Linked DNA regions of Homo sapiens: region 2 is linked to region 1. The links are chromatin contacts, found by Hi-C or POLR2A ChIA-PET in ENCODE. All regions are on one chromosome and are shown on one strand. Each heading gives the region's core, a stretch centred on a gene start or an enhancer-like site at or near the end of the contact. The rest is flanking DNA. Distances are from core to core; before and after follow the strand shown.

The links. Hi-C counts contacts between places; a loop is a spot of excess contacts on that map. ChIA-PET counts read pairs that join two places held with the same protein, here RNA polymerase II (POLR2A). Pooled maps may share reads with other maps.
Region 2: a loop to region 1 is called in a map of dorsolateral prefrontal cortex, with 4 times the contacts of the local background. The contact joins the enhancer-like site here to the promoter of FMN2 in region 1. A Hi-C loop is called at or near these places in 1 of 168 maps with a recorded cell type or tissue (dorsolateral prefrontal cortex) and 5 of 50 pooled maps. POLR2A ChIA-PET finds 5 or more read pairs at or near these places in 2 of 52 experiments (AG04450 and H1).

What each region holds. Positions count from the first base shown.
Region 1 is chr1:240,090,516-240,093,412 of GRCh38, forward strand. FMN2 (formin 2) reads left to right here and starts at 1,368. Exons shown (of 18, transcript NM_020066.5): 1 at 1,368-2,897. The coding sequence starts at 1,595.
Region 2 is chr1:240,690,752-240,693,648 of GRCh38, forward strand. All of the region lies in intron 1 of LOC105373228 (a long non-coding RNA gene), which reads right to left. Among named protein-coding and RNA genes, the nearest start is that of GREM2, 80 kb to the left of the region's middle. RefSeq lists a silencer at 1,378-1,672. Within about 2 kb of position 1,485, at least 2 of the 41 ENCODE cell types and tissues checked have a DNase peak (open chromatin) inside an H3K27ac peak, as active enhancers do.

The sequences.
Region 1 (2,897 bases), core at 118-2,617:
AACTGGCTAACTGCCCTTAAATTACATTTATTTTTAAAAACATAGTTTGAAAAAGGTTAGTAACCAAAGACTTACAAGACCAACCTTTTTTAAAAAAGAATTTTAAAGGCTGGTTCATAATATGCAAAGGAAGACTACACATTTGCTTGCTACATTTAAGTTGCACAGTATAATATATAGCTTTTCTCCCTCCTCTGGGTTATTTTGAAAATATTAATAAGTTGGATGTCTATTCCATATTTTCAAAGTGGTTATCAATGACTTTTACTTAAATACTTGTAAAACTTATTAATGCCACTTTAATCTCAGTTTACTGCTTAAAGCTTTAGATATCCATATTTTTTTAAAAAAACTATTCTTAAAAAATAGGTAACTAAATTTAATAAATAATGAAAACAATGACAAAATATTCAATGAGGAAAAATGTTTATCCCCATATTGTGGCCAGAACGTTAAGAAACTTTTACAGGACGAAGTCTGCCTGGAAGGGTTTGCTTGGGAAAGTGGTAGTTTATAGCATAACATCTGATTTTGTGTGTTTGTGCCAAGGGTGTTTCCTTTCTGTCTTTTTCCTTTTTATAGGCAGCCACAATAGTGACATGTTTAATATTGATGAGTTTGACCTCCTGGGAGTTATCGTATATGCACCCTTTTTGAATACAAATGCTGTTTAATTTATATGGTAAACACATAGAATTTGGAGACTAGCATTTTAATCAACACTAATCTCAGTATTTTCTACTTCTCCTACCTCTCCTTCTGTCAACAACAACAAAAAAATCACAAACCAATTTTATAAATGACAGCTAATGTCCTCTCCTGGAGAAGCAGGGTCTGTGTGTGAAACATAAAAGCAGCACCATGTGTAGTAACCTCTCCTAAACCATATGCTCAAGCACATTAACAGTGTTCAATTAGATGATCAATTATTCAAGAAACAGAACAATCCATTCATTCAACAAATATTTATTGAACAGCCATGCAGAGGCAGACAGGGGGTTGTGTATGTGGCTGTGACCCGATGGCACCTCTAAACTGGAATTGGGCTTCAGTTTTTCTCCGTGTAAAAATTTCTTCTTTTTTATTTAACTTTTCTCTTGGCAGGTCCAGCAGCTTTGAAGATCAGAGTGCATCTTCCAGCTGACGATCTCTTCGGTCGGGGACAATGCATTCGATTCGCACGGTGGAGATTAAAGTCCCCGAGATAGAGGAAACGTTTTTCGCGCCCAGGTTCAGCGAGGAGCCGCGCGGGGGCAGAGGGGGCGGCGGCGGCGGGCGGGGAGCCAGGCCCGAGCTGCGTTCTGCGCAGCCATTGGTGGGCGCCGCGCTCTGCACTGAGCATGTTCGCGCCCCGCCGGCCCCTAGCCGCAGCCGCAGCCGCAGCGACGGCAGCCACGGGAGCCGCCGCGCATTATGCAAAGCGGCGGCAGATGCGAGCGGGGCCAGCCGGGCGCGCGTCGGCCTCCCCTCCCAGCGGCTCCCCCCGCCGCCGCCTGACTCTCCCGGGAGACTCCCTAGGCCCGGACCTGGGGCCGAGGAGGGCCGGGATGGCCTGAGTGCCCGCGGCGCGGCGGCGCAGCAGCGGGATTGCACCATGGGGAACCAGGATGGGAAGCTGAAGAGGAGCGCAGGTGATGCTTTGCACGAAGGCGGCGGTGGCGCCGAGGATGCGCTGGGGCCCAGGGATGTGGAAGCCACAAAGAAGGGGAGCGGGGGCAAGAAGGCGCTAGGCAAGCACGGCAAGGGGGGAGGGGGCGGCGGCGGCGGCGGGGAGTCGGGCAAGAAGAAGAGCAAGTCCGACTCCAGAGCCTCGGTGTTTTCCAACCTGCGGATCAGGAAGAATCTGTCCAAGGGGAAAGGCGCCGGCGGCTCCCGCGAAGATGTACTGGATTCCCAGGCCCTGCAGACCGGGGAGCTGGACAGCGCTCACTCCCTGCTCACCAAGACTCCAGACCTCAGCCTCTCGGCGGACGAGGCCGGCCTGTCGGATACCGAGTGTGCGGACCCTTTTGAGGTGACCGGTCCAGGGGGTCCTGGGCCTGCCGAGGCTAGGGTCGGGGGCCGGCCGATCGCCGAGGATGTGGAAACTGCAGCAGGGGCGCAGGATGGACAAAGGACCAGCTCGGGCTCGGACACGGACATCTATAGCTTCCATTCGGCTACGGAGCAAGAGGATTTGCTTTCAGACATCCAGCAGGCGATCCGCCTGCAGCAGCAGCAGCAGCAGCAGCTCCAGCTCCAGCTCCAGCAACAGCAGCAGCAGCAGCAGCTCCAGGGCGCCGAGGAGCCTGCAGCGCCCCCCACTGCCGTCTCCCCTCAGCCCGGGGCCTTCCTGGGCCTGGACCGGTTCCTGCTGGGGCCGAGCGGCGGGGCTGGGGAGGCCCCGGGCAGTCCGGACACCGAGCAGGCGCTGTCCGCGCTCTCCGACCTGCCCGAGAGCCTGGCCGCCGAGCCCCGGGAGCCCCAGCAACCGCCGTCCCCCGGCGGCCTCCCGGTCTCCGAGGCGCCCAGTCTCCCGGCAGCGCAACCCGCGGCCAAAGACTCGCCCTCCTCCACGGCTTTCCCATTTCCCGAGGCCGGGCCGGGGGAGGAAGCGGCCGGAGCCCCCGTGCGAGGGGCTGGGGACACGGATGAGGAGGGTGAGGAGGATGCTTTTGAGGATGCGCCCCGGGGCTCTCCGGGGGAGGAGTGGGCCCCGGAGGTGGGAGAGGACGCCCCGCAGAGGCTGGGGGAAGAGCCGGAGGAGGAGGCGCAAGGACCTGACGCCCCCGCGGCCGCTTCCCTGCCCGGCAGCCCCGCGCCTAGCCAGCGCTGTTTCAAGCCCTACCCGCTCATCACCCCCTGCTACATCAAGACCACCACCCGGCAGCTCAGCTCGCCCAATCACTCCCCGTCTC
Region 2 (2,897 bases), core at 235-2,734, 600 kb after region 1:
TCTGAGAAAGGACAGCCAAAGATAGTCAAGGGTGATTGCATGCAAGTCTGAACTCCATGTCAACGAACCAGCTGGGAGCACGTAAAGCTTACAAATGCCGTCCAGTATTGAAGTTACTTTAATAATCTTGAACTCTGGAAGTTAAAGTGTTAGGACCTGTAGGCTGGGCACGGAGGCTCACACCTGTAATCCCAGCACTTTGGGAGGCTGAGGCGGGCGGATCACGAGGTCAGGAGATCGAGACCATCCTGGCTAACACAGTGAAACTCTACTAAAAATATAAAACTTTAGCCGGGCGTGGTGGCGGGCACCTGTAGTCCCAGCTACTTGGGAGGCTGAGGCAGGAGAATGGTGTGAACCCAGGAGGCGGAGCTTGCAGTGAGCTGAGATCCCACCACCGCACTCCAGCCTGGGCGACAAAGCGAGACTCCGTTTCAAAAAGAAAAAAGTGTTAGGACCTGTAATCCTAATTTCTTATAGGGCTGATTTCATGAAAAATATAAGCTTACATAACCCAGCTTTGTAATATTTGACCACAAAACTGAATGATCAGCATAGGTACAATTTGCTGGTTATGAAAAATAAACCAGGTTAACAATCTGTTGAATTATGGAAAACACAAAAGAACAAATTTACCTTTTAGGTTTTAGCACAAAGGAGAAAGAACACAAGTTATCTAATAACTCAAGAAGATAAGACCAGCTACCTCACCTCGCACCCTCTGTTCCTGTTAAGCCACTGGAAACCCAAAACTAATCAAATCCCCAAATCCCCACATCACTGACAGTGCTTATGGCTTACTGACTTCAACATAGATAAATGGCCCCATTAATGTCAGGGCGGTTACGTTTGTCTGAAGAATATACGTCTGTATTTTAAATTGCATTATCCAGTTTATCCATGGGATAAGAATTGTTTACCTTCACAAATTCCAGGCTTCTGAGCTGAACTAAACAGGGCAAGTTTAAAGGCAGGAGCTCAGAGCAGTTCATAGCCTTTTGACAGCTCTGATGTGGTCTGCCAAGCCTGAATTGGTAAAATCCAGGCTTATCTCTCAGCACAACGCAGTTCACCCTCAGGTCTTTCCTGCTACCTGCAGCCCCCGTGAAGCCCCTACAAAGCTGGAAGTTGCAAAGTGGATGGAATAATTCTGCAAAATATTGTTTGGTGTTGGATTAGCATTCACAGATGTGGGTCCAAGAAATTGCTCAACAGCCCACGGAGGCCAAGGAAGATCTGCCACGACATCGATACCACGCCTGACTAGGTCACTTCAGGCTTGAGTCCAGTTCAGTGTGTCCCGCCAAGCCCCAGCTTTTGTCTCCTCCTCTTGTTTCCAGTTTGCTCTGCTTCTGTGAAATGAGGTGTTTGCTCATCACTGGGCAGGGCAGAAAGGTAGAGACAGAACAAGAGATGGAGGACGGGGGACTCTTAACAAATCCACATCCATCTTTGCCTCCATTCAACCTGCCTTGTGCTGGCTTGAAAACAGTTGCTGACCAAGGTTTGGAAAATGCAGCAGCTGCTTGCTGCCATCTGCTGTACTTTCTGTTGCTAGCAAGCATGGGACCATGGCTGGCTGCAAAAGAGGAAAAAATGGAAAAGTGGGGGAAGCAAGAGACCGGCAGCCTCCTCTTTACCCAGGAAACCCCCATGATAATGCAGCTACGGATTCATGTCAGAAAAGCGGCCACCTTTCCCAGCGTGAATGAACCACAGTGATTTTTCAGGACGTAGAATATACTTTCCTTTACACTTACGTGATTATGTTTTCCATATTGTAACTATGGAGGGAAAATAAATATAGATTAGGCTCAATGGAATTCAAGTTGTCTGCTCACTTGAACTACTTCTTAATCTTGAACTACTTCTGGATAAACATTGGATCAAAATAGAGGGTAAAGAAATACTGGTGTGGCTGGGCATGGTGGCTCACACCTGTAATCCTAGCACTTTGGGAAGCTGAGGTGGGTGGATGACTTGAGGTCAGGAGTTCAAGACCAACCTTGCCAACATGGTGAAACCCCATCTCTACTAAAAATACAGAAAAATTAGCTGGGCGTGGCGGCGCACGCCTGTAATCCCAGCTACTCGGGAGGCTGAGGCACAGAAACCGCTTCAACCCGGGAGGCAGAGGTTGCAGATCACGCCACCGCACTTCAGCCTGGGTGACAGAGTGAGAATCTATCTCAAAAAAAAAAAAAAAAAATTACTGGTGTGTAAGATTCTAGGAGTGAGTCTCTAAGATATACATCTAAAGATGATCAAGACTTTCTAAAGAAACCATCACATGATTCTGCCTTCCTTCCAATAGCTCAATCTCTTTATTTTTGCTCATTATTAGACTCCTTAAGTGATCCTATTTCCTTTTGGTAAGCTAACTTCCAGATGCCCTCTCTAATGTGTCTTCCAGTATCAATGCTCAGATGAAATGCATCAGATGAAATTCACCCATGGTCTACTTAGCTCTTGTCTTAGAAATAGTCCTTTTGGACTCATTCCAAATCCAATTTCTGAAACAACATCTGTTGATGGTCTCTTCAAAACTCTGATCTCTTCCTTTTTTCCTTTAATGGCCTTTTCACTTCCCCCTTCCTACTAATTTTGGAAATTCAAAGGGAAGGCTCAATTTTTAAAAATTCTAATTGTAGGTAATAGGAATGAATCTGAGCTTGGCCATGTGTAATTTATTTTTCTAACTCAGAGCTTGTTTTGCTTTTTCCATTCATTTATTCAATTTCAATAATAATGACTTTGCTGGTGACATCCGTAGGAAATCTTAATTTTGCCCTTCTCGTTGGGTTTCTCACTGCCTAGCCCTGTTTCATGAGATAAAGACCTTTTGTCCCATAATGTGTACAGCATAAACCTTACAAATTCTATAAGAGAGACTACAG